2 separate regions of the Mus musculus genome follow, and region 1 is linked to region 2. Evidence: chromatin loops called from intact Hi-C (ENCODE). Cell type or tissue: heart. All regions are shown on one strand. Each heading gives the region's core, and the rest is flanking DNA. Links, peaks and the distances in the headings are about the cores only. Region 1 has its middle 12 kb from the start of Vmn1r235. Region 2 holds the start of Zfp54 (zinc finger protein 54).

Region 1 (16,441 bases), core at 4,375-12,374, 150 kb before region 2:
CTATCCCAGGTAGCCCCTTTTCTGTTGCAGGAAAAATAAAAAGAACAGCAAGTTCCCACACTACAGTGAGCTACTCTCTGCCCTGATGTTGGTCTCCACTGCCTCTGTCTCTGTCTTAGCCCTAGCAGTGACCAATCACAGTTTTCCCAGCTCCAGTTCACCTGCCTCAGGACCACGTGACTCTTCTCAACTATTTACCCCCAGCTGCTACTTGTCACAAGTCCCCTTAGTCCAGTAAATCCAAATTCTAGAAGCTTATAATTAACCAGTCAGATTTATATAACAATAACTTCTCAATTCAAAAGATGCCCACACAATAATTTCAGAGTCAATTAATAATGATACAAGCTGCCCATCTAGATTAGACAAGTTACCCCATTTATTCTATTCCTATATATTATAGATACCTGTGACTATTTAAAGCCACATTGAATCTGAATCATCCTGTTCATCCTCCATGTTGTTTCCTTCTATCATGTCTCCTCAATCTCTGGTTCTACAACTCTTAGCTCCTCCTCCCTTTTCCCTGTCTAATCACAGGCTTCCAGTTGTATTAATACTTAAATTAATTGGACATGGAAAATTCTGCTATGCTTTTCATTTTCATCAGGATTTATACATAAGTGAGTGTGCTTTAAAAATATTTCCCAGCTTTACAGACTGGGTGTATATATCATGCAGGCAAACATTCATATGCACACACACAAATAAATAAATAGATCTAAAAATAGCTAATGAAAATGCTTGTATATATGCATACATATACATGTAATACACATATACATGTGCATATAGGAATAGTGTAACATATAGAAAGGAGAGCAAGAAAGGGTAAATATTAGCTGTTGAGCAAGGAATCAAATGAAAGCAAGTAATGACTTCTTGTCATGAAAAGGATATAAAGCCAATTGTTAACTTCTTTAGTTTCATCTCTTACACTTTTCTCTTAGGTTTTGGTGGTAGATATATACATAAAAATATTTTTGGCAAAGAAAGTGGGGAATCTAGTCTGAAGGCCCGTAGCTTCAGAAAGGCAGTTCTAAGTTTATAGAAATTAATTGAGATGTATGGTCTATGGGTCTGGTTAATCTTCTTGTATGAATATTTATTCATATGCTCTTTATAATAAAAATTAAGTGAACAGAAGATATGAGATATTTAACTGTAAAAAACCAAAAACAATAATAACAACAAAAATCCCACTCTTCATAAGAACAAAATCTCTGGGCTTTTTCCAAGAATTCCTTTGTTGATGCAATTGCTATTAATCTCTTTACCTTAGCTTCAAGTAGACTCTTTAAGACAAGAACAGCCTGCTCTTCTGCTTTCTGATGGGATAGACTGCTTGCCAATCTGCTCCCCTGAGGACACCATATCCTGAGTCATCCAAGAAGATCAGCTGCCCTCAGAGAAGTTGGTAAGAACCCCCTGTCCCCATCCCAAGTTCCAGAGCTGCCACTGGGAGCCCAGTGGACTTTGGACTCATCACCCACCAAAACCCCAACCGAATACCACTACCTTTCCTCCCAGTCCTTTCTGCTGGGACAGACTGTTCCCCTGAAGACACCATATCCTGATTCATCCCAAAGATCTCCTACACTTTGAGAAGTCTGGCCACTGACATCACAGCCTGAGGCATGCCAGAAGATCTGCTACACTCAGTGCAACTGAGCAACAGGCCCCACAGTCTGAAGATTTCCTGGGGGTTCTGTGGCATGCAGGGCAACTGACAGACTGAAAGCCTCCAGGGAGTTCTGCTGAACACAGGGAAACAGAAACCACAGTTCTTAGGCCCCTTTGGAGAACACCTTCACACAGGACAGCAGCTTGACTGCTCTTCTGAAGACCAAACAGTCTGAAGGCATCCCAGGAGATCTACTGCAGCCAGGGCAACAGATCAGCAGTTTCTCTGCCTCTCTGAAGAGCACCGAGTTGAAAGGCCCCACAGATGGTTTGCTACAGCCAGGGCCATAGATAGGCCTACCGTGAAACCTGAAGAAATTCAGGGACAATTCCAGAGTCACACAGACCAGCAAACACCAGGGATAACCAAATGGTGAGAGGCAAGTGCAAGACCATAGGCAACAGAAGCCAATATATGTGGGCATCATCAAAACCCAGTTCTCCCACCACAGCAAGCCCTGAATACACCAACACACCTGAAACTCAGAAAGCAGACCTAAAATCCTATCTCATGAAAATAATAGTATTTTAATGAGGATATAAATAACTCACTGAAAGAAATACAGGAAAACACACATAAACAGGTAGAAGCCCTTAAAGAGGAAAAAAAATATAAATCCCTTAATGAAATACGGGAAAATATAATCAAACAAGGAATTGAATAAAGCAGTTCAAGAATGAAAAGTTGAAGTAGAAACAATAAAGAAAACATGGATGGAGCCAAACCTGAAAATGAAAAAACAAGGAAAGGGCTCAGGAATTACAGATGCAAATATCACCAAAAGAATAGAAGAGATAGAAGAGAGAATCTCAGGTGTAGAAGATATTGTAGAACATATTAACACAACTGTCAAAGAAAATTCAAAACATAAAAATCTCATAACCCATAGCATCCAGGAAATTCAGGACACAATGAAAAGACCAAGTCTAAGAATAATCAGAATGGAAAGAAGAAGAAATAAAGGTATCACTATTTGCAGGTGATATGATAGTATACATAAGAGATACAAACTTCTACCAGAGAACTTGTCCAGCTGATTAACAACTTCAGCAAAGTAGCCAGATATAAAATCAATCAGTAAAATCAGAAAAATCAATTAATCAAATAAATCAGTAGCTTTCCTTTATACAAATGATATACGGGCTAAAAAAGAAATTAGGGAAACAACTCCCTTCACAATAGCCACAAATAATATAAAATATCTTGAGGTAACTCTAACCAGTCAAGTGAAAGACATGTATGATAATAACTTCAAGTCTCTCAAGAAAGAAATCAAAGAAGATCTTGGAAAATCTAGAGATCTCCAATGCTCATGGATTGACAGAATTAAGATACTAAAAATGGACATCCTACCAAAGGCAACCTACAGGTTCAATGCAATCCCCATCAAAATCCCAACACATCTTCAAAGACATGGAAAAAACAATTCTGAAATTTATCTGGGAAGGCAAAAAAAAAAACCAGAATAGCCAAAACTATTGTTAATAATAAAATAATTTCTGGGGAAATCACCATCCCTGACCTCAAGCTGTATTGCAGAGCAATAGTGATAAAAACTGAATGGTGCTGGTATAATGACAGGCAGGTAGATCAGTGGAATAGAATTGAAGACTCAGAAATGGACCCACACACCTATTGTCACTTGATCTTTGACAAAGGAGCTAAAACCATCCAGTGGAAACAAGAGAGCATTTTTAACAAATGGTGCTGGCTCAACTGGCAGTTAGCATGTAGAAGAATGTGAATTGATCCATTCTTATCTCACTGTACAAAGCTCAAGTCCATGTGGATCAAGGATCTACAGATAAAACCAGATATACTGAATCTAGAAGAGAAAGTGGGGAAAAATCTAGAACACATGGGCACCTGGGAAATTTTCCTGAACAGAATACCAATGGCATATGCATTAAGATCAAGAATTGACAAATGAGACCTCATAAAATTGCAAAGCTTCTGTAAGGCAAAGGACACTGTCAATAAGACAAAAAGGCAACCAACAGATTGAGAAAAGATCTTTATCAATCTTACATCTGATAGAGGGCTAGTATCCAATATATACCAAGAACTTAAGAAGTTAGACTCCAGAGAACCAAGTAACCCTATTAAAAATGCAGAACAGAGCTAACCAGAGAATTCTTAACTGAAGAAACTCAAATTGCTGAGAAGCACCTAAAGAAAAATTCAACATCCTTAGTCATCAGGGAAATGCTAATCAAAATGACCCCAAGATTCTACCTCCCACCAATCAGAATGGCTAAGATCAAAAACTCCTTTGATAGCAGATGCTGGCAAGGATGTGGAGAGAGAGGAACAGTCCTCCATTGCTGGTGGGTTTGCAAGCTGGTATAACCACTCTGGAAATCAGCCTGGCAGTTCCTCAGGAAACAGGAAATAATTTTACCTAAGGACCCAGCTATACCACTCCTGGGCATATATACAAAAGATGCACCTACATATAACAAGGACACATGATTCACTATGTTCATAACAGCCTTATTTATTATAGCCAGAAGCTGAAAAGAACCCAAATGTCTTTCAATAGATGAATTTATACAGAAAGTACCGTGCATTTACCCAATGTAGTACTACTCAGCTATGAAAAACAAGGACTTCATGAACTTCTTAGGCAAAAGAACGGAATTTGAAAATAGCATCCTGAGTGAGATAACATAGTCACAAAAGAATACCTTTGGTATGCACTCACTGATAAGTGGATGTTAGCCCCAAAGCTCAGAATACCCATAATACAATTCACAGACCACTTGAAGCTCAAAAAGAAGGTAGACCAAAGTGTGGGTGCTTTGAAACTTCTTAGAAGAGGGCCAAAATACTCACAGGAGGAAATATGTAGACAAAGTGTGGAACAGAGACTGAAGGAAAGGCCATCCAGACACTGCCTTGACTGGGGATCCATCCTATATACAGCCATCAAACCCAGACACTATTGTGGATGCCAAGGAGTACTAGCTGACAGGATGCTGATATAGCTGTCTCCTGAATGGCTCTGCCAAGGCCTGACAAATACAGAGTTGTGTGCTCACAGTCAACCATTGGAATGAGTACGGAGCACTCAATGGAGGTGTTAGAGAAAGGACTGAAGGAGCTGAAAGGGTTTGCAATCCCATAGGAAGAAAAAGAATGTCAACCAACAATACCCCTAGAGCACCCAGGGACTAAACCACCAACCAAAGAGTACACATGGAGGAACCCAGGGCTCCAGCTGCAAATCTAGCAGAGGATGACTTTGGCATCAATGGGAAAAGAGGCCCTTGGTCCTGTGAAAGTTCAATGCCCCAGTGTAGGGGAATGCCAGGGCAGGAAGTGGGTTTGGGTGGATGGGTGGGTGGGGGAACATCCTCAGAAGCAGGGGGAGGAGGAAGGGGATAGGGAGTTTCAGGGGGAACTGAGAAAGGAGATAACATTTGAAATGTAAATAAAGAATATATCTAATAAAAAAGAATATGTTATGTTCTTGTGATAACTATTTCTAGAATATGTGTCACTTGTGGCTATGAGGTAATTTTCTTCCTAATAGAAAAAACTTCATCTTAAAGGGTATAAAATTGGATTAAGAAAAAATCTTTTGAACTTGCTTCAACCATTCTGTTTGTGTGCTTTTGTGTTTGGTTTCTTCCCTTTCTCTTCTCTAATCACTGGCTGCCATAGGGAGCAGCCCTTGTCAGTATCTGGACTGAACCTTGCCAATGCCACTTTGCTTCCTGTCCTGGTTTACCCTATTCCACCATCAAAGCCAATCTTTGACATACTCCTTTAGTAGTATGAACAAGGTGTTGACCACAATCAGATACTTCAGAATCAAATCTGTGGATTTTAATCTAGATGTTGTGAAAGGAGGGCAGAGTAGAAAATAAGAGAAAAATTCCCAAGTATTCCAACTAGAGTCTGTGATAAGTAGACCAACCCCATTGCAAGATCCATGAACTGCATTCTGTCCACTGCATTGTCTGATCATAGACTTCAGAACCAGAGGACCCTACATGGAAGTATAGGATGGAGGCAACATTTATTATGTCAACCAAACTACAAAATGTTCAATTGAAAATGATTCCAGCTGGGCAGTGGTGGTGCACACCTTTAATCCCAGCACTTGGGAGCCAGAGGCAGGTGGATTTCTGAGTTCAAGGCCAGTCTGGTCTATAGAGTGAGTTCCAGGACAGCCAGGATGGCACAGAGAAACCCTGTCTCAAAAAACAAACAAAAAAATCAAAAAAGAAAGAAAAAAGAAAGAAGAGAAAGAAAAAGAAAATGACTCCAATCTCAAGACTATTTACATCAAAATAATTTTCTTTTCAAAGTTCATTTGGTTATTTAATTTCAAGTGTATTGTGTATTCTGTGTATCCCTGTATTCCACAAATATGTTGAAGCCTGAATAGGACAGAGGAAGGCATAAGTTGCCCAAGAACTAGAATACAGTTTTTTGAGAGCCTCCCCATTGCTTCACAGAATCAAACTAACTAAGCATTCTGTAAGAGAAACTGAAGTCTTCACTTCACCACATCTCCTGGCTAGCTTCCTTTACAAATGCTTTGAAAATGGTAGAGCTAGTCTTGAAGCTTAGAAAAAGCCATCTCTTTTTTTTTTCATAAACTCAAATCAAATTTATTTTAATTAAAAGTTTCTGAATCCATTCTTGGAAATCATACTGCCTTTGTCCTCACATATCTATGCAGAGGATCATGGAGCTGTTTTCTGTTAAAGATGGAGAGAATACCTTGTGACTTGAAACTTCATGCCCTATACAGGGTGTCAATAGAAAACATGAGCAAGAAACTTTGGTCGATTGAACCACAATCCTACTCAAAAAAAAAAAAAAAAAAGACTCTTCAAATTGTCTAAAATATTTAATCTAGGTTTTAAATTGTCATTTCATTTTGGATATGTGCTATCTACTTATAGACTTTATTATAAAACATTTTGATTTGTATGTAAAAGTTTATTATATAAAGTGTTGTCAATTATTAGGAATATTAGGGACTATAAATTAGAGTCGGTGGCACATGTTTTGGAATTATCTCAGATCTTCAAAAGTTGAGGTAATTGAGTTAGGAGTTCTAAACTACCCTTAGGTACTTGGCATCTGTAAGGCTAGCTTGAGTTATGTGACTTCCTCCCCTGCACATCTCCTGGCTAGCTTCCTTTACAAATGCTTTGAAAATGGTAGAGCTAGTCTTGAAGCTTAGAAAAAGCCATCTCTTTTGTTGTTGTTGTTGTTGTTCTTTTATTGAAGATAAGAGACTTTTCTCATACAATATATCCTGATTATAGTTTTTCCCTCCTTCTAATCATCACAGCTCTTCTTATTTCAGTACAGGCTTGAAATTAGAATAGTGTGCTGCTTTTTGGTAGAGGTTGGTGTTTTGTGGGGGTGTTGGTGTTATAACTGTAAACTTGACACAAGCTAGAATCATTAGGAAAGAAGAAACAAGACAGCAAGAGCAAGGGAGTAAGCAGAGTTCTACTAAGGTCTCTGCTTCAATTCCTGCCTCTAGATTCATTCCTAGCCTGGCTTTCCTCCAGGATGGACTGTAAGCTGTAAGATTAAAGAAACCTTTCCTCCCTGTGTTGCTTTTGATGATGGTGCAGGTCACACAAACAAGAAGCATTCTGGGGCAAACAGTTTTCATTAGACAGTTGCATTTATATTAGCCAGATACATTTCTGGGAAAGTCATTTAGCAAAGCAAACATATCTGCTATAGGTTTCAAATGATATTTGGTGATTGTTTTCCTTAGAGAGATTATTGGAAGCTAGTGGTCTAAGCAACTGCATTTCAAAAATTTAAGCTGAGAGAAATTTAGATTTTGGCTCAAACACAGAGGTTGTCGGTAATAGCTCTAAGGGGACTAGTGATAGCTTGAGAAAAAAAAATGTTCTTGATCTCCTACAACTGGCTGACCCTTATTATGAAAAATCAATCAATCAATCAATCAATCAACAAATTAGCCTTTTTATTCTTTAGCACATTTATGATTGGTTCCAGAAAAAAACCCATTTTACAGTATTAAAGGTCTGAGTAGAACTTACATAAACATTTTGACCCCAGATGTCAATTTCACTATTAAGTCAAATGAAGGATATTAGCCTTGTCTGAGGATAACTTGAGTTTCCAGTAATGTCTTACTAGCCTAATTTGTCCTGGAGAGTCAATGTCCTAGAGAAATTCAGACCCACTGATGATAATTGGCATTCATTACTTTTTCATGTTTTTAATACTTTTCCAGCTTATAAAAGAAGTAAAAGTCAGATCTTGACGTCCTCCTGGGAATGAGAAAGATATCTCTACAAGGAAAGCAGTAATTTAGTTATGTAAACAAATGAGTGCTCCATGCAAGCCCTCTTTTCAGCATGTACCTATATAAACTATTCTTATTTTATTATGGGACTATTATGTTTCCTACACTACTCTCAGACTGATCCCACAGATATCTGTGTGTATTCAGTGTTCCAGGACTATTTTATATCTTTGAGTAACTGGAGTCCCAATTAATATTGGACAGCAGGTTAATAAATAGGTTTCATTTTTATTATTAGATATTTTCTTTATTTATATTTCAAATGCTATCCCCTTTCCTGGTTTCCCTTCCGAATATCCCCTATCTTATCCCAATGGAGGAGCTAGAGAAAGGACCAAAGGAGCTGAAGGAGCTTGCAGCCCCATAGGAGGAACAACAATAATTGGGTTTCAACAGGTGTCAGAAAATTTCAAGTTTGTAATTTCAGAATTCGCCACAAGGTGGCTATCACAGGCTGTTTCTGTAAACTCCAAGGTGGTTATAGACCTGCTCCATCAAAGCAGCATTTTCCTTCCAGCCTGCACCTCTATCTGCAGTCTCACCACTCGCAGGTCCAGGCCCACAGCTCTGCCTGGCTCCTGGGAAGTCTGCTCTTACCCAGGAGAAACACCTAGGCCCCAATCCTCAGACATCTGTGACCCCAGCGAGCCTAGCAGCCCTGAGGTCTGCCCAGTCCTTTTAGAGTTCCATCTTCCTTCCAGTCCATAGCTCTACCTGTAAACTTGAAACAGCACTCCATTTCTCAACGCACAGTTATGCCTGACTCTGCAGCGGGGCGGGGTTGCATGGATGCTGCTCATACCCAGAGCAAACAGTACCAAAAGCCTGCTACTTACAGGGACAACCAGATTGTTAAAGGCATGGGCAAGAACATAATTAACAGAAGCCAGTCCAAAATGGCACCATCAGAACCCAGCTCTCTTACTAGAGCAAACCCTAAATATCTTAACACACCTGAAGAGCAAGAGTTTAAATCTCATCTTATGAAGATGATAAAAGCCTTTAAAAAGGAAATAAATCCTTTATAGAAATAGAGAAAAGTACAATCAAACATGTAGAATCCCTTAAAGAGGAGACAATTAAACTCCTTAAAGTAATAAATAAAATACAATCAAACAGGTGAAGGAAATGAAGGAGATGTTCAGGATTTAAAGATGGAAAAAGAAGCCATAAAGAAAACACAAAATGGAGGCAAATTTGAAGACAGAAAATCTATGAAAGAGAATAGGAATTACAAATACAAGCATCATGCACAGAGTACAAGAGATGGAAGAGAGAATCTCAGGCATAGAAAATACAATAGAATTTGATACATGGATCAAAGAAAATACCAGATCTAAAAAGATTCTAATACAAAACACCCAAGAAATTTAGGAAAATATGAAAAGACCCAATCAAAGAATAATAGGATATCTTTCTACTGATCCTGCCCTACAGAGTTTTGAATTGTTTTTGAACAACAGCTCTGCAATTTAGGTTGATTTGAAATTCCAAAGTCCAATAATCAACCTGCCTCAGCATTCCACCCGGTAAGATGACTGGTCTAAGCAAGCACACTTGCCTGAGTTCCTGTTTTGTTTGTTTGTTTTTCACATGTGACCCAGATGGTCCTAAGTACAAGCAGTATAGACATTCCTGACAATACACACGCACAAAATATATTTTTTAAAAAGGGGACTGTAGAGGACCTCATGGCAAATAACTTGTTGCAACTATAAAATCTGTTGTGGAATAAACAGCTGAGTTGGATGGTCTCTTGATTAGTATTAGGCAGGAGTTCTCTAGCTGTATTCAATTGAGGAGAGTCCTTGGCTAAAATCACAAACCCTGGGCACTCTCTTTAATGTTGCATGAATAATATATATTGACACATGCCTGCATTCTCAGAATTCAAAGAATTGAGGCATATGGATTAGAAGTTCAAGGTTATTTTTGGCCCTGTAGTCGGTTTGAAGCCAATCTTTGCTATATAAAAACTATTACATAAGACAATTATAAAGCTCTGTAGCTGAGGGAGAAAGAACCCTGGTCTCTCTGTCAGAAAGTCTTTCAAATACCAGATCAGTACACTGAGTAGAAATAAGAAAATCAAGAATGGGTGATAAGCCAAGAATTGTTATACAACCCCCTCTCCCCCAGCATCTAAGAACAAGGGTGGAGCTATTGAGTTTTGGGCCCAACTGCTCTGCACAAGAATCACTGGGAGTGACTGCTGCTGTGACTACATTGGGGAAACAGAACCTGAAGAGGTCACCTCCAGAACCCAGATATGAACCCCAATGGGGTGATAGTGACACCAACCCAACCACAAAACCTTTAAAGCAGAAATTATCCTGTCTACAAATAGTGTAGGTAATGGGGAGGGATCAGAGAGTGAGGGAATGGCCAACTAATAACTGGCCCATCCTATGGGTTAGCACCAATTGCTAACACTGTTAATGATATTCTGATATGCTTGCAGTCAGTAGCAAGTTGTCATCTGCTAGGCATCACCCAGCAGCTGACTCAGACAGATACAGACACCACAGGAAAACAGGGAACAGAGCTTGGGGCTTCTTGCAGAATAAGAAGAAGGATTGCTAGCTCTGAAGGGGATAGGAATTCCACAGGAAGACCAACAGAGTCAACTAACCTGAACCCTTGGGGCTCTCAAAGTCTGAAGCACAAACCAAACAACAAACAGAGGCTGTACCCAGGCCTTCTGAGTCATATGTGCACATATGCAGCTTGACCTTCATGTGGGTTCTGAACAAATGGAACAGGTCTATCCCAAAAGCTCTTGCCTGTATGTGGGATATGTTCTACTAGATGAACTGCCTTGCCTGGATGACCTCAGTGGGGAGTATGTGCCTAGTCCAACAGAGACTGGAAGTACCATGGTTGAGGAGAGATATCTAAGGGGGGTCCCACCTGCTCATAGGAGAAGTGAAGGGGAAGGGGAAAAGAGCATGGGAGAGGGTGACTGGGAGGGGGACAGTGGGCAGGATGTAAAGTGAATAAGAAAAAATTAAATTAAAAAGTTTCATGATGGCTATATAAGATAAGTAAACTGATAGCAAAGACCCATTGACAAGGACAACATCTATACAACTCATTCAACATGGAGAATCGTGTACATGGAGCCTTCTCCCCAGCTACTATAGTGTTGGGGGCAAGAAGGTACTCTGCAGGTTACCAAAGAGAAGTGCCCATAATCTAGCCTAAAGAAGGCAGACAAAGTGGCTAAAGAATAAGACTAGCCTGTTTATTTAAAAAAATTTTAGGGTATCCTACATGCCGGATGAGTCCTGTTTCCAAAAACATGAATACATGAATGAATATACAAACTAATTACTGAATAAAATTTGAAATAAGTGTTTTAAATGCCAAAGAAGTGGCCCAGTGTGAAAATGCTTACCTCTTTTTTATTTTTTTCAATTTTTTATTAGATATTTTCTTCATTTACGTTTCAAATGCTATCCTGAAAGTCCCCTATACCCTCCCCCCCGGCTCACCTACTCACCCACACCTACTTCTTGGCCCTGGCATTCCCCTGTACTGGGGCATATAAAGTTTGCAAGAACAAGGGGCCTCTCTTCCCAGTGATGACCTACTAGGCCATCTTCTGCTACATATGCAGCTAGAGACACAAGGTACTGGTTAGTTCATATTGTTGTTCCACCTATAGGGTTGCAGACACCTTCAGCTCCTTGGGTATTTTCTCTAGCTCCTCCATTGGGGGTCCTGTGTTCCATCCAATAGCTGACTGTGAGTATCCACTTCTGTATATTTGACAGGCACTGGTATAGCCTCAAACGAGACAGCTATATCAGGGTCTTTTCAGCAAAATCTTGCTGGCATATGCAATAGTGTCTGTGTTTGGTGGCTGATTATGGGATGGATCCCCGGGTGGGGTAGTCTCTGGATGGTACATCCTTAACTCTTAGCTCCAAATTTTGTCTCTGTAACTCCTTCCATGGGTATTTTGTTCCCTATTCTAAGGAGGAATGAAGTATCCACACATTGGTCTCCCTTCTTCTTGATTTTCTTGTGTTTTGCAAATTGTATCTTGGGTATTCTAAGTTTCTGGGCTAATATCCATTTATCAGTGAGTGCATATCAAGTGAGTTCTTTTGTGATTGGGTTACCTCACTCAGGATGATATCCTCCAGATACTTCCATTTGCCCAAGAATTTCATAAATTCATTGTTTTTAATAGGTGAGTAGTACTCCATTGTGTAAATGTACCACATTTTCAGTATACATTCATCTGTTGAGGGACATCTGGGTTCTTTCCAACTTCTGGCTATTATAAATAAAGCTGCTATGAACATAGTGGAGTGGAGCATGTGTCCTTATTACCAGTTGGAACATCTTCTGGCTATATGCCCAGGAGAGGTATTGCTGGATCTTCTGGTAGTATTATGTCCAATTTTCTGAGGAACCGCCAGACTGATTTCTAGAGTGGTTGTACAAGCTTGCAATCCCACCAGCAAAGGAGGAGTGTTCCCCTTTCTCCACATCCTCGCCAGCATCTGAAAGTGCTTACCTCTATCATCCATACATTACCATAGAAAATGTGAGATTATAAAAAAAATAATAATAAAGGGTTGCAGAAGTGGCTCCAGACTTAAGGGCCCTGGCTGTTCCCAACTTTCTAAGGAAACATAATATTAATTTTTATAGTGGATATGTGGGGCAATGAGCTATGTACAGACAGGCTGGTCTCCAGTCGAGCTGAGGCTGTCAACCCTGGTGAAACCCAGTGGTGATAATTCACCTACATGGGACAGAAGTTGTTCCCTCATGTCTCCTGGACTTCTGGTTCCTGTTGAAGTTACCACCCCCACACCCCCCAACAGGGAAATCATGGCTAGTAGTCACATACCTAGCAACAACAAGATAACAAGCATAAGATGACAAGATAACAAGATAACATAAGATAACAAGATAACATAAGAGGGGCTGCTTGGCCCTTCCTCACTCTCTTACTCTCTCTCCTCAGTCTCTTAAACTTTTACTTTCCTTACTCTCTCCCTCTTTCTCTATCTCTTACTCTCTCTTTCTTACACTCTAGCCTTTCTTCTTTCTCCCCCTTTCCCCCTTCTCTCCTCTTGGCCATGGCCGGTCTCTCTCTCTCTCTCTCTTTCCATCCTCGCGCTTTCCCCTCCCTTTTTAAAATAAAGCTCTAAAACCATAGACTGTCTCTGTTCATCAAGGCCCACTGTACTTGGATGATGGGATAAGCTTTCTCCTAAGGAGCTGTGCCTAATCTCCCATCAGAAGGCCTTCCTGTGCTCCAGCCACTGACTGGACTAAAGACTCTTGCCTGCATGGGAACCTCTCTCTTCCTGCACTATTTCCCATAACACCAGGGCCAAGGGTGCCGCCCTGAGGCCCCTGGTATCAGGGGCTACCCCTTGTCCACCCCCCACTGTGTGGGGTCAGTGACTTAGATGCCCACCTGGGGCCAAGTGGAAAGCTTCCGGCAGTCCTCCCATGTCCATCTGCCCAGAGCACAGGAACTTTGGCCAGACATGGGCTCTCTCCCTCCTCCCTCCCTCCCCCAACACCCAGCAGCCCCACAGTGGATACACTCATTTTCATTCTGACCATCTCTTAGGGAGTGTTCCCCTTGCTCTATATCCTCTCTATCATGAGTTGTCTTAGACACTCTGACAGATATAGGATGGGATATCACACTAATTGTGATTTTCATCTCCATGACAGCTGAGGTAGATGAACACTTATAAGTGTTTGTTCCTCAGCCATTTGCATTCACACCCATTTATTCAGAATTCATCTTTTATCTCCAACATATTTTTAATTGTATTTGCTGGGGTCTACATTATTCTTGCACTCTTTTAAGACTTCCTCAGATCAGGAGTAGGTAAAAATCCTTTCCCATTTGGTAGTCTTCAGCCTTTTTCAAATTTTGGTGTCCTTTGCCTTACAGAAAATTTATGTTTTATAAGGTCAAATTTATGAACTGTCCATCTTAGTGCTTACAATATTGGTGTTCAGTTCAGACACATGTCTTCTTTGTCACTATGATGAAGGCTATTTTCTAATTTCCCTTCTATCAGGCTAAGAATATCTGGTTTTATGTTCAGATCTTTGATCTGCATGTATTTGAGTTTTGTGGAGAGTAATAAGTATGAAGCTACTGCATTCTTCTACATTAAGTCATCCATTTGACAAGCACCATTTGTTGAAGCTGCTAACATTTTTTAGTAGCTTTGCCTTGCTTTTTTTTAAAATAAAAATGCAATAGTGTCCATATATGTATGAAATTATGTCTCATCTTCACTTCTATTCCATTGGCCAACATGTCTGTATTTACACCAAATTCCACATGATTTTTATTACCATTCCTCTGTAGGACAACTTAAAATTGGGAATAAAAGACCTCAAGCAGTTCTTTGATTTTTTTAAGAATTGTAGTTAGTCTTGAGTTTTGTTTTTCCATATGAAGTTGAGAAATTTCATTTCAAGGTCTATAAAAACAGTGTTGAAATTTTAAAGAGTTGCATTATATATTATGTGTATATAGCTTTTGGATAGGATTGTTATCTTTACTATGGTAATTCTGCCAATCCAGGTTCATGGGAGATCTTCTATCTTCTGAAATTCCTTTTATCAAAGATTTTCTATTTTAATTTGTACATGTCTGTCACTTGCTTAGTTAGACTTATCCAAAGATTTATTATATTATTTGAGGTTATTGTAAAAGGTATTGTTTCCTGAATTTTTTTCTCAGTCCCTATGCCATTTGTATATAATAGGGACACTGATTTTTGTGAATTAATTTTGTGTTTGACTACTTTGCTGTGGAAAGTGATTATGAGCTGTAGTAATTCTCTGGTGGAATTCTTATGGTCAGTTATGTATGTGGTAATATCATCTATAGATAATGATGATCTGACATTCTTTACAAATTGTATCCTTTTGATCTAGTTGTCTTTTTTTTTTTCTGTGATATTCTCTTTTTTTTTTCCTTTTTTTAAAATTAGGTATTTTCTTCATTTACATTTCCAATGTTATCCCAAAAGTCCCCCATGCTCTCCACCCCCCTCACTCCCACTTCTTGCCCTGTTGTTCCCCTGTACTTAGGCATATAAAGTTTGCAAGACCAATGGGCCTCTCTTTCCACTGATGGCCGGCTCGGCCATCTTCTGATACATATGCAGCTAAAGACACCAGCTCCGGGGGAGTACTGGTTAGTTCATATTGTTGTTCCACCTATAGGGTTGCAAATCCATTTAGCTCCTTGGGTACTTTCTCTAGCATTCCTACATTGGGGGCCTTGTGATCCATCCAATAGCTGACTGTGAGCATCCACTTCTGTGTTTGCTAGGCCCAAGAATAGCCTCACAAGAGACAGCTATATCAGGGTCCTTTAAGCAAAATCTTGCTAGTGTATGCAATGGTGTCAGTGTTTGGAGGCTGATTATGGGATGGATTCCCGGGTATGGCAATCTCTAGATGGTCCATCCTTTCATCTCAGCTCCAAACTTTGTTTCTTTAACTCCTTCCATGTGTATTTTGTTCCCAATTCTAAGAAGGGGCAAAGTGTCCAACTTTGGTCTTCGTTCTTCTTGAGTTTCATGTGTTTCGAAAATTGTATCTTATATCTTGGGTATTCTAAGTATCTGGGCTAAAATCCACTTATCAGTGAGTATATATCATGTGAGTTCTTTTGTGTTTGGGTTACCTCACTCAGGAAGATACCCTCCAGATCCATCCATTTGCCTAGGAATTTCATAAATTCATTGTTTTTAATAGCTGAGTAGTAGTGCATTATGTAGATGTACCACATTTTCTGTATCCATTCATCTGTTGAGGGACATCTGCGTTCTTTCAAGGTTCTGGCTATTATAAATGAGGCTGCTATGAACATAGTGGAGCATGTGTCCTTATTACAAATTGGAACATCTTCTGGATATATGCCCAGGAGAGGTATTGTGGGATCCTCTGGTAGTAATATGTAAAATTTTCTGAGGAACCGCCAGACTGATTACCAGAGTGGTTGTACAAGCTTGCAATCCCACCAACAATTGAGGAGTGTTCCTCTTTCTCCACATCCTCACCAGCATCTACTGTCACCTGAAATTTTGAACTTAGCCATTCTGACTGGTGTGAGGTGGAATCTCAGGGATGTTTTGATTTGCACTTCCCTGATGATTAAGGATGTTGAACATTTTTTCAGGTGCTTCTCAGCCATTCAGTGTTCCTCAGGTGAGAATTCTTTGTTTAGCTCTGAGCCCCATTTTTAATGGGGTTATTTGATTTTCTGGAGTCCACCTACTTGAGTTCTTTATATATATTGGATATTAGTCCCCTATCTGATTTAGGATTGGTAAAGATCCTTTCCCAATCTGTTGGTGTCCTTTTTGTCTTATTGACAGTGTCTTTTGCCTTACAGAAGCTTTGCAATTTTATGAGGTCCCATTTGTCAATTC
Region 2 (16,441 bases), core at 4,980-12,979:
GATCACAGAGTACTTTTCCTGCATTTATTCATTTTTAAAGACTAATTTTAAAGATCTAGACTAATTGCAATAAAAATTTTTCTGGTTGTAATTATATATTTATTCATTTGTATATGCGTTCTTGACAATTTAAAAACCTGTGAATTTGAGAGGAAGCAGAGAAAGTGTGACTGGTCAGAGATAAGAAAGAAGGGAAATTATATACTAATATTTTTTAATTAACCATAAAGAAAAAATTAATTTAAAATTTTAAACTATTATAAAAATTATATCATACACAATTCTGAATTCTGTTCAAAACAAATGTGATATCTTCTGAAGATGAAAAAGTTACAAAAAGAATCCAAATAGAAATTATAAAACTGAAAGCTAAAGACACTAAAAAATGCAGATGGAAAAAAAGGGCAGTCATTGTATCTGGAGAAACTGCTAAATTCTCAATAATGGACCCACTCTTAATTGTATACCGTGACAGAAACCAAAACTGTGTAGCCCTCTATGTCCTGAAAAGGAAGATAAAAATCCCTTTTTGGACAGAGGTCCAGTCTTTCTCACCTTAGTGTACTTTCTTATTTCACCAAGGTTACCTTGTGTAAAAACGTTCATCTGCAGCAAAGGTGTCTATTTTTTTTTTCCTCCAATTTTTTTATTAGGCATTTACTTCATTTACATTTCAAGTGCTATCCCGAAAGTCCCCTGTAACCTCTCCCACCCCCGCTCCCTTACCCACCAACTCCCACTTCTTGGCCCTGTTGTTCCCCTGAACTGGGGCATACAAAATTTGCAAGACCAAGGGGCCTCTCTTCCCAATAATGGCCGACTAGGCCATCTTCTGCTAAAACTGCAGCTAGAGACACAAGCTCTGGGGGATATTGGTTAGTTCATATTGTTCTACCTATAGGGTTTCAGACTGCTTCAGCTCCTTGGGTACTTTCTCTAGCACCTCCATTGGGGGCCCTGTGTTCTATCCAATAGCTGACTGTGAAAGTTCACTTCTGTGTTTGCCAGGAACTGGCTTAGCCTCACAAGAGACAGCTATATCAGGATCCTTTCAGCAAAATCTTGCTGGCGTATGCAATAGTGTCTGCGTTTGGTGGCAGATTATGGGATAGACCCCGGGTGGAAAAGTGTTTGGATGGTCCATCCTTTGGTATCATCTCCAAACTAGGTCTCTTTAACTCCTTCCATGGGTATTTTGTTGCCAATTCTAAGAAGGGGATAATTGTCCACACTTTGCTCATCCTTCTTCTTGAGTTTCATGTGTTTTGCAAATTGTATCTTGGGTATTCTAAGTTTCCCGGCTAAAATCCACTTATAAGTGAGAGCATATCATGTGAGTTCTTCTGTAATTGGATTACCTCACTCAAGATGATATCCTCCAGATCCATCCATTTGTCTAGAAATTTCATACATTCATTGCTTTTAATAGCTGAATATTACTCCATTGTGTAAATATACCACAGTTTCTGTATCCATTCCTCTGTTGAGGGACATCGGGGTTCTTTCCAGCTTCTGGCTATTATAAATAAGGCTGCTATGAACATAGTGGAGCATGTGTTCTTATTACCAGTTGCAACATCTTCTGGATATATGCCCAGGAGAGGTATTGGGGGATCCTCCTGTAGTACTATACCAAATTTTCTGAGGAACTGCCAGACTGATTTCCAGAGTGGTTGTACCAGCTTGCAATTCCACAAAGAATGGAGGAGTGTTCTTCTTTCTCCACATCCTCCCAGGCAAATGCTGTCACATGAATTTTTGATCTTAGCCATTCTGACTGATGTGAGGTGGAATCTCAGGGTTGTTTTGATTTGAATTTCCCTGATGATTAAGGATGTTGAACATTTTTTCAGGTGCTTCTCGTCCATTCGATATTCCTCAGTTGAGAATTCTTTGTTTAGCTCTGTACCCCACTTTAATGGGGTTTCTGGAGTCCATCTTCTTGAGTTCTTTATATATATTGGATATTAGTCCTCTATCTATTTAGGATTGGTAAAGATCCTTTCTCAATCTGTTGGTTGCCTTTTTGTCTTATTGAGAGTGCCTTTTGCCTTACAGAAGCTTTGCAATTTTATGAGGTCCCATTTGTCAATTCTCAATCTTACACCACAAGAATTGCTGTTCTGTTCAGGAATTTTCCCCTGTGCCCATATCTTTGAGGGGTTTCCCCCACTTTCTCCTCTATAAGTTTCAGTGTCTATGGTTTTATGTGGAGTTCCTTAATCCACTTAGACTTGACCTTAGTACAGGGAGATAGGAATGGATCAATTCGCATTCTTCTACATAATACCGCCAGTTGTGCCAGCACCATTATGTTGAAAATGCTGTCTTTTTTCCACTGGATGGTTTTATCTCCCTTGTCAAAGATCAAGTGACCATACGTAAGTGGATTCATTTCTGGGTCTTCAATTCTATTCCATTGGTCTACTTGTCTGTTGCTATACCAGTACCATGCAGTTTTTATCACAATTACTCTGGAGTACAGCTTTAGGTCAGGCATGGTGATTGCACCAGAGGTTCTCTTATCCTTGAGAAGAGTTTTTGCTATCCTAGGTTTTTTGTTATTTCAGATGAATTTGCAAATTGCCCTTTCTAACTCAGTGAAGAATTGAGTTGGAGTTTTGATGGGGATTGCACTGAATCTATAGATTGCTTTTGGCAGGATAGCCATTTTTATTATATTCATCCTGCCAATCCATGAGCATGGGAGATCTTTCAATCCTCTGAGATCTTCTTCAATTTCTTTCTTCAGAAAATTGAAGTTCTTGTCATACAGATCTTTCACCTCCTTAGAATCACACCAAGTTATTTTATATTTTTTGTGACTATTGTGAAGGGTGCTGTTTCCCTAATTTCTTTCTCATCCTGTTTATTCTTTGTGTAGAGAAAGGCTACTGATTTGTTTGAGTTAATTTTATATCCAGGTACTGTACTGAAGCTGTTTATAAGGCTTAGGAGTTCTCTGGTGGAATTTTTAGGATAACTTATATATACTATCATATCATCGGCAAATAGTGATATTTTGACTTTTTCCTTTCCAATTTATATCCTCTTGATCTCTTTTTGTTATCGAATTGCTCTGGCTAGGAGTTCAAGTACTATATTGAGTAGGTAGGGAGAAAGTGGGCAGCCTTGTCTAGTCCCCGATTTTAGTGTAATTGTTTCCAGCTTCTTTCCATGTACTTTGATGTTGGCTACTGGTTTGCTGTAGATTGTTTTTATTATGTTTAGATATGGGCCTTGAATTCCTGAACTTTTCATGACTTTTATCATGAAGGGGTGTTGGATTTTGTCAAATGCTCTCTCAGCGTGTAAAGAGATTTTTGTCTTTGAGTTTGTATATATACTGGATTACGTTGATGGATTTCTGTATATTAAACCATCCATGCATCCCTGAGATGAAGCCTACTTGGCCATGATGGATGATCATTTTGGTGTGTTCTTGGATTCAGTTTATGGGGATTTTATTGAGTATTTTTGCATCAATATTCATAAGGGAAATTGGTCTGAAGTTCTCTATCTTTGCTGGATCTTTATGTGGTTTAGGTATCAGAGTAATTGTGGCTTCATAGAATGAATTGGGTAGAGTACCTTTCTGTTTCTCTTTTCTGGAATAGTTTGAGAAGAACTGGAATTAGGTCTTCTTTGAAGGTCTGATAGAAATCTGCACTAAACCCATATGGTCCTGGGCTTTTTTTGGTTGGGAGACTATTAATGACTGCTTCTATTTCTTTAGGGGATATAGGAGTGTTTAGATCATTAACCTGATCTTGATTTAACTTTGGTACCTGGTATCTGTCTAGAAACTTGCCCATTTCATCCAGGTTCTCTAGTTTTTTTTTGAGTATAGCCTGTTGTAGAAGGATCTGATGGTGTTTTGGATTTCTTCAGGATCTGTTGTTATGTCTCCCTTTTCATTTATGATTTTGTTAATTAGGATGATTTCCCTGTGCCCTCTAGTAAGTCTGGCTAAGGGTTTATCTATCTTGTTGATTTTCTCAAAGAACCAGCTCCTGGTTTGGTTGGTTCTTTGAATAGTTCTTTTTGTTTCTGCTTGGTTGATTTCGGCCCTGAGTTTGATTATTTCCTGCTGTCTACTCCTTTTAGGTGAATTTCCTTCCTTTTGTTCTAGAGCTTTTAGGTGTACTGTCAAGCTGCTAGTGTATGCTCTCTCTAGTATCTTTTTGGAGGCACTCAGAGTTATGAGTTTTCCTCTCAGGAATGCTTTCATTGTGTCCCATAAGTTTGGGTATGATGTGGCTTCATTTTCATTAAACTGTAAAAAGTCTTTAATTTCTTTATTTCTTCCTTAACCAAGATATCGTTGAGGAGAGTGCTGTTCAGTTTCCATGTGAATGTTGGCTTTCTAATATTTATGTTGTTATTGAAGATCAGCCTTAGTCCATGGTGATCAGATAGAATGCATGGGACAATTTCAATACTTTTGTATCTGTTAAGGCCTGTTTTGTGACCAATTATAGGGTCAGTTTTGGAGAAGGTACCATGAGGTGCTGAGAAGAAGGTGTATCCTTTTGTTTTAGGATAAAATGTTCTGTTATCTGTTAAATCCATTTGTTTCATAACTTCTGTTAGTTTCACTGTGTCTGTTTAGTTTCTGTTTCCACGATCTGTCCATTGATAAAAATGGGGTGTTGAAGTCTCCCATTATTATTGTGTGAGGTGCAATGTGTGCTTTGAGCTTTACTAAGTTTCTTTAATGAATGTGGCTGCCCTTGCATTTGGAGCATAGATATTCAGAATTGAGAGTTCCTCATGGAGGATTTTACCTTTGATGTGTATGAAGTGCCCCTCTTGTCTTTTTTGATAACTTTGGGTTGGAAGTCAATTTTATTCGATATTAGAATGGTTACTCCAGCTTGTTTCTTCAGACCATTTGCTTGGAAAATTGTTTTCCATCTTTCACTCTGAAGTAGTGTCTGTCTTTTTCCCTGAGATGGGTTTCCTGTATGCAGCAAAATGTGTCCTGTTTGTGTAGCCAGTCTGTTAATCTATATCTTTTTATTGGGGAATTGAGTCCATTGATATTCAGACATATTAAGGAAAAGTAATTGTTGCTTCCTGTCATTTTTATTGTTAGGGGTATGATTCTGTTCTTGTGGCTGTCTTCTTTTAGGTTTGTTAAAGGATTACTTTATTGCTTTTTCTAGGGCATAGTTTCTGTCCTTGTATTGATGTTTTCCCATTATTATCCTTTGAAGGATTGGATTCATGGAAAGATATTGTGTGAATTTGGTTTTGTCATGGAATACTTTGGTTTCTCCATCTATGGTAATTGAGAGTTTTGCTGGCTATAGTAGCCTGGGCTGGCATTTGTGTTCTCTTAGTGTCTGTATAACATCTGTCCAGGATCTTCTGGCTTTCATAGTCTCTGGTGAGAAGTCTGGAGTAATTCTAATAGGCCTGCCGTTATATGTTACTTGACCTTTTCCCCTTACTGCTTTTAATATTTTCTCTTTATTTAGTGCATTTGTTGTTCTGATTATTATGTGTCAGGAGGAATTTCTTTTCTGGTCCAGTCTATTTGGAGTTCTGTAGGCTTCTTGTATGTTCATGGGCATCTCTTTCTTTAGGTATGTGAAGTTTTCTTCTATGATTTTGTTGAAGATATTTGCTGGTCCTTTAAGTTGAAACCCTTCATATCCATCTACTCCTATTAACCATAGGTTTGGTCTTCTCATTGTGTCCTGGATTTCCTGGATGTTTTGAGTTAGGATTTCTTTTGCATTTTTCATTTTCTTTCATTGTTGTGTTCATGTTCTCTATGGAATCTTCTGCACCTGATATTTTCTCTTCCATCTCTTGTATTCTGTTGCTGATGCTCGCATCTATGGTTCCTGATTTCTTTCCTAGGGTTTCTATCTCCAGAGTTGTCTCCCTTTGGGTTTTCTTTATTGTTTCTACTTCCATTTTTAGATCCTGGATAGTTTTGTTCAATTCTATCACCTGTTTCGTAGTGTCTTCCTGTAACTCATCTACTCCTATTATCCATAGGTTTGGTCTTCTCACTGTGTCCTGGATTCCCTGGATGTTTTGAGTTAGGATCTTTTTGCATTTTGCATTTTCTTTGATTGTTGTTGTGTCCATGTTCTCTGTGGAATCTTCTGCACCTGATATTCTCTCTATCATCTCTTGTATTCTGTTGCTGATTCTCAAATCTATGGTTCCTGATTTCTTTCCCAGGGTTTCTATCTCCGGAGTTGGCTCCCTTTGGGTTTTCTTTATTGTTTCTACTTCCATTTTTAAATCCTGGATGGTTTTTTTTTTTTTCAATTCCATCACCTGTTTGTTAGTGTTTTCCTGTAACTCTCTAAGGGATTTTTGTGTTTTCTCTTTAAAGGCTTCTGTTTACCTGTGTTTTCCTGTATTTCCCTCTTAAAGTCCTCCATCATCATCATGAGAAGTGAATTTAGATCCATGTCTTGTTTTTCTGGTGTGATGGTGTATCCAGGACTTGCTAAGGTGGGAGAGTTTGGTTCTGATGATGCCAAGTAACCTTGGTTTCTTTTGCTTCTGTTCTTATGCTTGCCTCCTGCCATCTGATTATCTCAAGTGCTTGCTGCCCTTAATATATCTGATTGGAGCCTGTCGTTCCTATAACCCCAGTTGATTCAGGACGGCTCAGAGTCCAGCTTTCTCTGTGATATTTTTATTGTGGGCTCCTGTGAACCTGAGATTCTGGCTGTGTCAGAGTTTTTTTGCCAGTCAAGCTTCCGCTGAGACCCTGAAATACTGGTGGTGTGACCCAGCTCCTGTTATCCTGGGATCCTGTTGTCCTAAGATCCTAGGTGTGTTATAGTGCCTGGAAGTGGTATCTCCTTTGAGGACCATAAAGCTGTCTGGTCAGTGATCCTAAGATAGCGTGGAGAGTCCTCTGGGGACTGAGGGCATGTCCGCCAACTCGGTGCTGGTGCCAGCCAGAACGGACTTGTGCCCCTGGTCAAACTAGTTTTATGTTTCCCTTCTGCTGTCTCAGGTCTTGTGCGATTGGATTGGCACAGATGTTTTGTTCCACTCACCAGTGATCCTAAGATTGAGAGGAGAGTCCTCTGGGGACTTTGGCGGTGTCCATGGACTCCGAGCCCTAGATGACGAGGTGCTGGCCTAGTTGCAAAAATTTATTCTCTTTTTCTCCATCCCAGGGCCATGTTTGACCTCTGTGATGGCTATTTCTGGTTGTCAACTTGATTACATCTGGAATGAGCTACAATTCAGAAATGGAATGCACACCTGTGATCCAGATCTTGAAGCTGGAAGACAGGTTTCTGACCTGGATCTTCAAAATGGAGATCTTGAGGCATAGTGGCCATGAAAATCTTAGGTCCAGGCAAGGTAGTATCCACCTTTAATTCCAGGACACTGAAGCAGGCAGAGTTCTAGGCCTGGAACAAAGCAAGTCCCAGATCCAGGCGTGGTAGTACACACCTTTAATCTGGGCCACACCTTCTACTAGAGGGCTACATAAGGACACTGGAAGAAGGAAGATTCACTCTTCTTCAACCACTCACCAGCATATCTGTTGAAACCTACTTCCATAGAAGACCAGCTTAAACAACTAGCTTCATGGGACTGAGCAACTATTAGAATCTTGGACTTCCCATTCACAGCTTCCCATTGTTGGGTTAGTTGGACTACAGACTGTAAGTCATTACAATAAATCCCCTTAATGTATATAGAGATATTCCATAAGTTATGTGACTCTAGAGAATCCTAACTAAGACACAAGTTGGTACCAGGATTGGTTCTAGAGGAGCAGAAGTATAAGAATGAATGTCTTAAGAATCTGGAATCCGTTTAATAATTTGTCAGCATCTTCTAATTCACTAGGCACCTTCAACTCCTGAAATTTCTCCAGATACTTTCTCCCCTGGGAGCTTGGAGAATATAGGAGGCCAGTGGTGGAAACTATATGCAAATGCCTTTGATTATCTTGATTCATCAACTGTGACTGGTGTGAATTAGGTGACCCTGTACACGAAGTTTTCTACAATTTGGAGGGAAATAAGAAAACTGATTTGCCTGGCTTGTTGCTCTTAGTATCTCTGGACAAAAACTGGCGAGAGGGGCAACAGCACATTTGAAGAGTTTTGTTCTTGCCCTTTTCCTTGTGCCAGACCTTAGGGTTGGAGATACTGCTACTCAATTGAATGAATTAAATGTAATGGATTTAATTTTGCCCCAAGGTAACAAAGGCCAGGTGGCAGCATCGAATCACCAGAGACAAGGTGATCATAGTTATTATAGTGGGCAATGTAGACAAAACATTCATAATGACCTACCCCATAATGATCACAACTCTGCATTGTGATTACTGTAGTTTTTTACAGTGGTCTCTGTAGTAGAGAAAAGTTTCTTGATAAGGGGTGAAGACTAAGCTTATTCGTGGGCAGGAGAGAAAATGTTTAGTTTATTCTTTGGGATTATGCTGGGTTAGTACAGTCTGTTTTATCTCAAAGCACTTTTATCTTGAGTCACAGAAGACAAACTCCTCTCTGAATTAGGAAAATGGCAAGACCACCATCTAGTGGTGAAAGCCATGCAGCTCAAGATAAATTCACTGACTTCTTGAGACACCTATTTCTTTTCAAAATCCAAGTTCTTTAAATGTCTCTCCGCAAGTCAAATTTTCAGGATTTGGTTTTGACTTGTCATTTTTGTGTGTTGGGATTGTTTGGGATAAGTTTGTCGCTCACGGGCTGGTAGTCAAGTCGAGGTGTAAGGCTATCTTTTATCTGAAGGGTTCAGAACTCAGTATGGTGGTCAGATATCCGGGTGCAGCGTCCTGTCAGATCCAGTTCTAGTCTACGCTGACAGCAAACTTGTGGGGAGTCTGTGGAGAGCGGGTTCAGAGAAGCTTGACAGCTGGAACTGTGTGGACCGCAGCCTGAGACTGATAGGGAGGGACCTGTCTCCGGGGGGGTGGGGCCACTCACCGGAAACAGCCGTTGGGGACAGTATATGGGTGTGGAGGAAGTGTGTTGTGTGGAGGAAGTGTGTTGAATGGAGCTGGGATTAGAGGAGTGGCGTGATAGCTGGGACTGTTCTTTAGTGAACCTAGGTAAGTTGACTGAGGAGCCAAACCCAAAAGTGGCAAGGACGTCTTCCTCGAGGAACTCGCTGGCATGCACCGTGGAGAATCTTGTGATGCAGACCTGGAGTCAGAGGATACAAGAAGGGTTTCAAGGGGACGCAAAAAACTACCCTGAGCCTCAGGTGCCGCGCGGGGCATCCTGGGAGAGTCAGCAGGCAGCAGCCCAACCGGTGGAACCACAGCCCAGTGGGGGAGGGCTGTAACCTACCAGGTTAGAGGAGCTAAGGGGCTGGGAAAGGGAAGGAATCAGACAGGGGTGAGATATTTCCTCGGCTACTCATAAAAATGACAGCTCTCAAAATTCTGCTCTTCATGTCTTGCCCTTGCCCATAGATTTTAGACCATACTAAGTTGATGAATACTGATTTTTTTTCCATTTATTCTCTTGGCAAATTTTTCTTATAGAAGTACTCTAGTGGAGTATTTGAAACTATCTGTTAATATTGGCAAACGTGTTTGGTTTGGTTGTTGTTTTTGTTTTGTTCTTGTTATTTTGCTATGATAGAAAGGACAACGCTCCTGAAATTTACATTAGTCCACACTAATTTCTTTGTATACCTGGGAACTTGGCACCTACGGAGAGGTTTTAACTATCAGTAATGAAAGGAACATGTAAGGAATTTTTAAGAGCAAGGGCATCTTTGCAGTCAGGAGCAAAAGCAATACAACAAAGTCACACCACACAACAAACATCGTGCAAGAGATATATTGCAGATAAACAGAATGGCAGCTACTCTGAAAGGGAAGAGAGTTGGAAGGCTAGGCAGAGGGATGGGTGTTTATAGTGTCTTTGGAGCATGTGAAATGACGTACTGGAAAAGAACAGTGGGTCCTGAAGTATTGCTTGGTCATTAAAGCTGGAACAATGTAATCTGTTAACACTGAGTAATGAAGGGATTTCCAGGTTTTAAGGCCCTGGAGGCACTGAAATGACTAGCCTCCCCTCCTACCCCAGCATCATCCCCAGGTTTCTCTTAGGGCCATAACTGCCATTTCCAGCCCCTTGGGTCAGAAAGTGGCCAAGCTGCTGTCCTAAAGAGAAAGAGAGAGAGAGAGAAAAAAAAAGTCCATGATCAAGCTACAAAGGCTTCCATCATTTTCAGTTCATGATAAGTTCAGAACTTTATTAGTGTATATTATTCTCATTCCAATCATCCAGTTTCATTTCTACCCATAAGTTTTCAAGAAGCTGTGATTGGAAGTGAGGTTCACGCTAGACTAACTGAAAATGTTTTCTAAATATTTTTCAATATTCTGACACTGAATGGCATTTGGGGGATCATTGTACAGTCTTCAGTTTTGTTCCTCTTTATTGACTGAGCACAGTACTGTGCTAGGAATCCAAGTACAGGCTCACTGATCATCCAGATCAGCTCACCTGTGGAACAGAACACAGACCTGGAAGGTGGACAGGGAGGAGACAGTAGCTAAGGATCCAGGTATGTTGGGGGATTGGTCAAGGGAAGGCAAGGGGTTCAGGTAAATGTGGAAGTGGGCCATGAGATCAGTTTTGCCACATTCTGTTTCACTAGAAATAATTCTAGAGACTTCCACTGAGAAAAATCTCCTCAGGATTATCCTAATATAGAGATGAGAAGACTTTCTACAGAAGAATTGATACTAGGAGGCAATAAACTTTTACTTGATTGTACATGTGAGTGATGCTGTCCTTATTCCATACACATCACTGATCAGATCTTCAGAAATGGTTTTCGTTTCAGCAATTTTAATGTATTATAAAATGATGAAAATTAATCTCTAGATGTAGTGTTTAATGATTTTTGGAGCAAGAACAACAGGCACAGCTAACTGTTGAGCTATCTCTCCACCCCATTTTAAATGTTATTTATGTGAGTATAAATAATAGAAAATGGTATAAAACCATTCTAATCACTTTGATGTAGATGATGCAAAATCTTCAATTTACATAGGCATTTATGATTTTTAATAATTTTCTTTTAGTTATTGTTGTATGATTGTGTGAGTTCCTAAACATAAAAATACAGTCTACTCAGTCTGTATGTTTTCAGGGATGTATTGGAGAGCCACATGGTGGACTATCTCTGGGGAAGACTGTTTCTCCAATTCTCAGAATTCTTTAGTGTTTGACTAGAATCGAGGTCTAGTGATTTTTCTCCCTGCCTTATCAGCATGTCTCTTGGTGTTGCCCTTGTTCAGCTTATGTTTAGACAGTCATGTTTGTAAGATTTCAAGAATGTAGCTTTTCTGACATTTCTTTTTTTTAAAAGATTTATTTATTTATTTATTATATGTAAGTACACTGTAGCTGTCCTCAGACACTCCAGAAGAGGGAGTCAGATCTCGTTACAGATGGTTGTGAGCCACCATGTGGTTGCTGGGATTTGAACTCCTGACTTTTGGGAGAGCAGTCGGGTACTCTTACCCACTGAGCCATCTCACCAGCCCCTTTTCTGACATTTCTAAGAGACACAGTCTTAGCACAAATATCCTGTTCCTCTTGCTGTTAAAATGCACTCTTCTGCTGCCATCCCTTCTCAGTGATCCCTAAACCTTAGATACTGGACTTGTGTTGTTTATGTGTAAGCTGTGGCTGAGCATCACAACTCTGCATTTTGACTGGTTGTGATTTTCTGTATAATCTCCATGTGTTCCAAAAAGACCTTTCCTTGATGAAAGATGAGAGACCATTTACATATGAAAATTATGATGAATATATAGAGTACTGCTATTTGGGATTATGCTGGCTTAGTAAATTATTGGTTGTAGCTTCTCCTCCAAGGTCCATGACTTGGTAAGCCCTGGGGAAAACTGTCTAGGTTTCCAGTACTAGGTGTGATTTCCCACTTATTGAGGTCTTAGGTCCGATTCGAAGCTGTTGGTTACTGCCAAGGTATGTGTGCCACTCTTGCATCCTTGCGATATAATGCAGTACAGATCATTGTTATGGTTCATTGGTGTCATTGCTGGGTAGGACTGTTGGTAAGCTCTCTCCTTTGGAAGCTTGCATGTTGCCTTCTAGTACCATGAAAGCTAGTCCCCAGGGAGGACCATTTAATGTCAGATCTAACTTGAGACCTGGATTCTGTATATGAATCTGATAGCATCTTTAACAATGGGGCCTCACTATCTACTGCTGGGAGAGAACCAAAGGCAAAATCAATAGCCTATAATGTTTTGGAAATCTCTTAAACAACTGTGACCAATAATCTAAAAGGAGCTTGGTATTGGTAGTTTTATTTTTTAAAAAAAATCTATGGCTCTTATAGGGACTATTATCAACCTAAATGGGAAGCTTTCATTTATATACTCAATATATGTGTATATACAGACAGGCACTTTTCATAGTTGGATTATATGATTCCTTCTTACTTTTCAGACATCCTTCGCTATTTTATCGTATTTTTTGTGTTTATATTTGTTTCTTAAATCCCTACTCCTGTTTTTCCTTCTTCCCCTTAATATCACTTTTCCCTATTATCGCTTGTCTATTGCTCCCCCATATCCCACCATGATCTGCTTTTATATTTCTTGTTACTGCAGTTACTTCAGGTTGAGAACTCACATCTGAAGGGTTGGAGCTAGGAACTTTCTATGAGGCAGAACATGCAATGTCGTTCTAGGTCTGTCTTAGCTCACTCAGTATAATCATTTCTAGGTCCATCCATTTATCTGAGAATCTGAGTTCAGTTTTCATAACAGCTATGTAATATTCCATAGTGTACATGTACCACATTTTCACTATCCATTTGTCAGTTGAAGGATATTTACGTTGTTTCCAGTTGTAGCTATCGTGACTATAGCAGCAGTGAACATGAGAGAGCATGTATCTGTAGAATAGAATGTATAGTTCTTTGAGCATATATCAAGGAGTCAACCATCTGGGTCATGTGCTAGACTTATTTAACTGGAGGATTTGTTTATTTAATTGAGGATCCTCCATGATGATTTCCAGAGGGGTTAGATTTTGATGCTCATAGGTTTTTTTTATGTTCTTCCTAGGTGGATTATTGGTAGAATTCTTCCTTCTCTGAGAGAATTGGTAATTTGCTTTCTTTTTTATGAGTGGCTATTTTGATTTGCCTTATGGATAATTCCTGTATATACTTTACCTGTAACTTTCTATGACCTGTTGCTACTATATCCTATGTACTGTGAAATCCAATTGTGTTAAATATACTTATGTCTCCTTAATTTTGAGAGAATATTTTCTGCATGCAGTATATGGTTGATAATGGTTTTCTCTTCACACTTTAAATGCCTTTCAATGCTCTCCTGGCTTTGGGATCACTTACCAGACACCGGGTAATATTCTGTTGCTTGGATCTCTTCATGTGGTACGACATTGTTCTTTATCCACATTCAGTACTAATTTTACTTCTCCTGTTTGACTCCTCCATATTAAAGGTCCACTTGTCATCTATTCATTATTCTTCAAAGAGAAATTCAAAGAAGAGAAACAACAAGAAATGGCTGATTCTTCAGTCAACTTGTCCCAGGTCAGTGTTCATATGCACTCTTTTTCTAACACTGTTATAGTTTGAGACATTGCAAGTCTTTAATTTTCTGCTTTTGATAATTTAACTTTATCATAAAAAAATATTGGAAACAAACAAACAAAAGCACATACTGAAATTAACCAACCCAAAGACTATACAACTCAATACACTTTTATGCAGTTATAGTAGTCATTGGGAAAGAAGCTCTGGAGCCTTGGATGTGATTTTATGTTTTCAATATATCTTTATGAACTGATCCACCACTAAAACATGTGACAGAACTAGAACTAGGAAGCAATTATCTTTAGATTCTTTTTCATAGCTGGTGGTCATTACTTGCATTCAGTGGTACCTCAATCCCTAATATTTAAACTTTTTGTGTTTTCTTTTCTGCATGTTCTGCTGTGCTCCTCTGTACATTGTTTTCATATAGATATGTTATTGGCTAGATTCTGCATATGACCTCACTTAATAGTACACATACTTAAGTCCAACCATTTTTCTGCTAATTTTGATTATATTTTTCTCTTTAGTAGAATAGTATTTCATTTTATATGTATCCATTTTCATTATCCATCTGTCTGTGGACTAACAATTAGATTGATTCGAATTCTTTCCTATGGTGGATAAGGCAGCAGTATGCACGGGGTATAAATATCTCTAGAGTAGGGTGTGGACTTTGCTAGATATATCCATAGAATTGTAATAGCTAGTAATAATATGATTCCATCTCTAAATATTTGAATAATTTCCAAACTGATTTTTACAATGGCTAAATTAATTTTCAAACATCAACACACACACACACACACACACACACACACACACACACACACACACTCACCCAAAGAGTGACTAGGGTATCTTTTTCTCCACAGTCTCTCTAACATTTGTTGTCAGACTGATTAACAGCCATTCTGCCTGGGGTGAGGCACTAATTAAAGTGGTTTTGCTTTGCATTTCTATGACAGCATTTATTGACCATTTGTGTTTTTTTCTGTTCAAAGTGTCTGATTTCAGTTCATTTGCCCATTTGTTGATTGGCAGTTTTATTTTTATTTATTTTTTGACAGGCAAGTATGTAATGCTATATTGTTTTCATAAGTGACTCCTGCTTACACTGAGTAAATTGTACATAGCTTTCCAACAGTACTTGAACAAGAAGTCTACAAGAAACAGCTTCATCGGGGGCTGGAGAGATGGCTCAGTGGGTAAGAGCACTGACTGCTCTTCTGAAGGTCCTGAGTTCAAATCCCAGCAACCACATGGTGGCTCACAACCACTCACAATGAGATCTGATGACCTCCTCCGGTGTGTCTAAAGACAGCTACAGTGTACTTACATATAATAATAAATAAATCTAAAAAAAAAAGAAAGAAACAGCTTCATACCTCAAACAGTTTCATGTGTGCCTTGTGCCCATGGGCTGACAACAAGTCTCAGTGTCCACTGTGGTGTTCTTAGATTGCCAGTTTTATTTCCTTGGTTTCTGTAACTGTTAGTGAATTCTAGATATTAGCCACAATCCAGAGTGTTGCTGGTACAGATTCTCTCCCATTCTGTTGGTGTCTGTGTGCCCTGCTGATAATTCCCTTTATTGGAGAGAATCTTTACATTCATATTGTCCCTCCTGTTGATACTTGGGTTAAATCCTGTGCTGTTGGTGTCCTTTCTATTCAATAAGTCCTTGCCCATCCCAGTATCACCAGGATGGTGCAGTTTTTTTTTTTATCTGTTTGATAGTGTCTCAAACATTTTAAAATTAATTCCATAGATTACTTGCTTTTTATGTTAATGTTAAAATAGCCAGTATGTAGTATTGATTCACTCCTCCTTACAGTGGGGGAAAAAAGCCAAAACTGTTCCACAATGAATCAATCATATATTCTTCCTTCCATATCTACCTCTTAACTCCATAATGATGTACATTGGACATCCCAAGCGAGCATTGTAGATTAGAATCATGCAAGGCCCCAGTACAGACAGGATTGATTCAGAGTCAGTATTCTAGGGTGATCTTCAGGTACAGCATTTCAAAGCACATTTCCATGTCATGAATTTTCCTTCTCAGACATGTGCACTGTGATGCAGTGAGACATAAACACAGTAGTATAACAGATACTTAGACATGTCCAGACCTGAAATGTTTGTCTTGTTTCATGGATATGCTGTGAGACTATTGTTTAACCCTGTTTTCACAGAGTTAGAACATGTATTATGGAGTGTAGCTATGTTAGAAATCACCTGACTAAGTAACTGTCTTTGGTCATCTACATCCAAAATTTATTTAAGTCCCTATCTACTCAGGAAACCACTCTCCCATATATCACATATTCAAATTAAATTTTTTTGTTGTTTTGTTTTAGGGTCTGTTGACATTCCGGGATGTGACTGTGGACTTCTCCCAGGAGGAGTGGGAATGCCTGGACTCTGCTCAGAGGGCTCTGTACATTGAAGTGATGTTGGAGAATTACAGCAACCTGGTATATGTCGGTGAGAACATTTTTGCTTAAAGAACTCCCAACTGATACTTTGTATGTCATTATAGGTCATAAACTCTCTGTTAAGCTGTCTTGGAAACAGCAGGCAACTAGGGAATGCTTGGTAGTAGGAAAAAAACTTTATCATGGTGTTTGTTTTTTCTTTTCAGTTTTCATTTTAGTGGACTCATGCCCCCTTCAGTTTGGTTTCAGTGTGTATTCAGAAACTCAGTAATGTGTAATATTTGTACCATATCTTTTTTCCCTTTTATTGAAAACAGATTCTTATACAATACATCCCGATTAGTTTTCCCTCCCTCTACTACTCACTGTTTCTCCTATGCTCCCCTCCCCTCAATATCCACTCACTTTCT

What was found. Peaks named below come from ENCODE experiments on the same cell type or tissue, not always from the same donor. Only the 100,000 strongest peaks of a DNase experiment are listed, where the experiment ranks them.
Region 1: a loop joins it to region 2, with 8 times the contacts of the local background. A loop is called at or near these places in 36 of 42 quality-filtered maps.

What each region holds. Positions count from the first base shown.
Region 1 is chr17:21,263,839-21,280,279 of GRCm38, forward strand. It overlaps the pseudogene Vmn1r-ps149. Among named protein-coding and RNA genes, the nearest start is that of Vmn1r235, 12 kb to the left of the region's middle. In heart, for the core only: a CTCF peak has its summit at 8,429 (motif pointing right); no DNase peak of the experiment used is centred there.
Region 2 is chr17:21,414,242-21,430,682 of GRCm38, forward strand. It overlaps Zfp54 (zinc finger protein 54), which reads left to right and starts at 9,003. Exons shown (of 5, transcript NM_001379357.1): 1 at 9,003-9,076; 2 at 13,091-13,130; 3 at 13,496-13,587; 4 at 15,954-16,080. The coding sequence starts at 13,558. In heart, for the core only: a CTCF peak has its summit at 8,550 (motif pointing left); a DNase peak (open chromatin) is centred at 8,950; H3K4me3 peaks cover 1,289 bases; H3K27ac peaks cover 831 bases; H3K27me3 peaks cover 356 bases.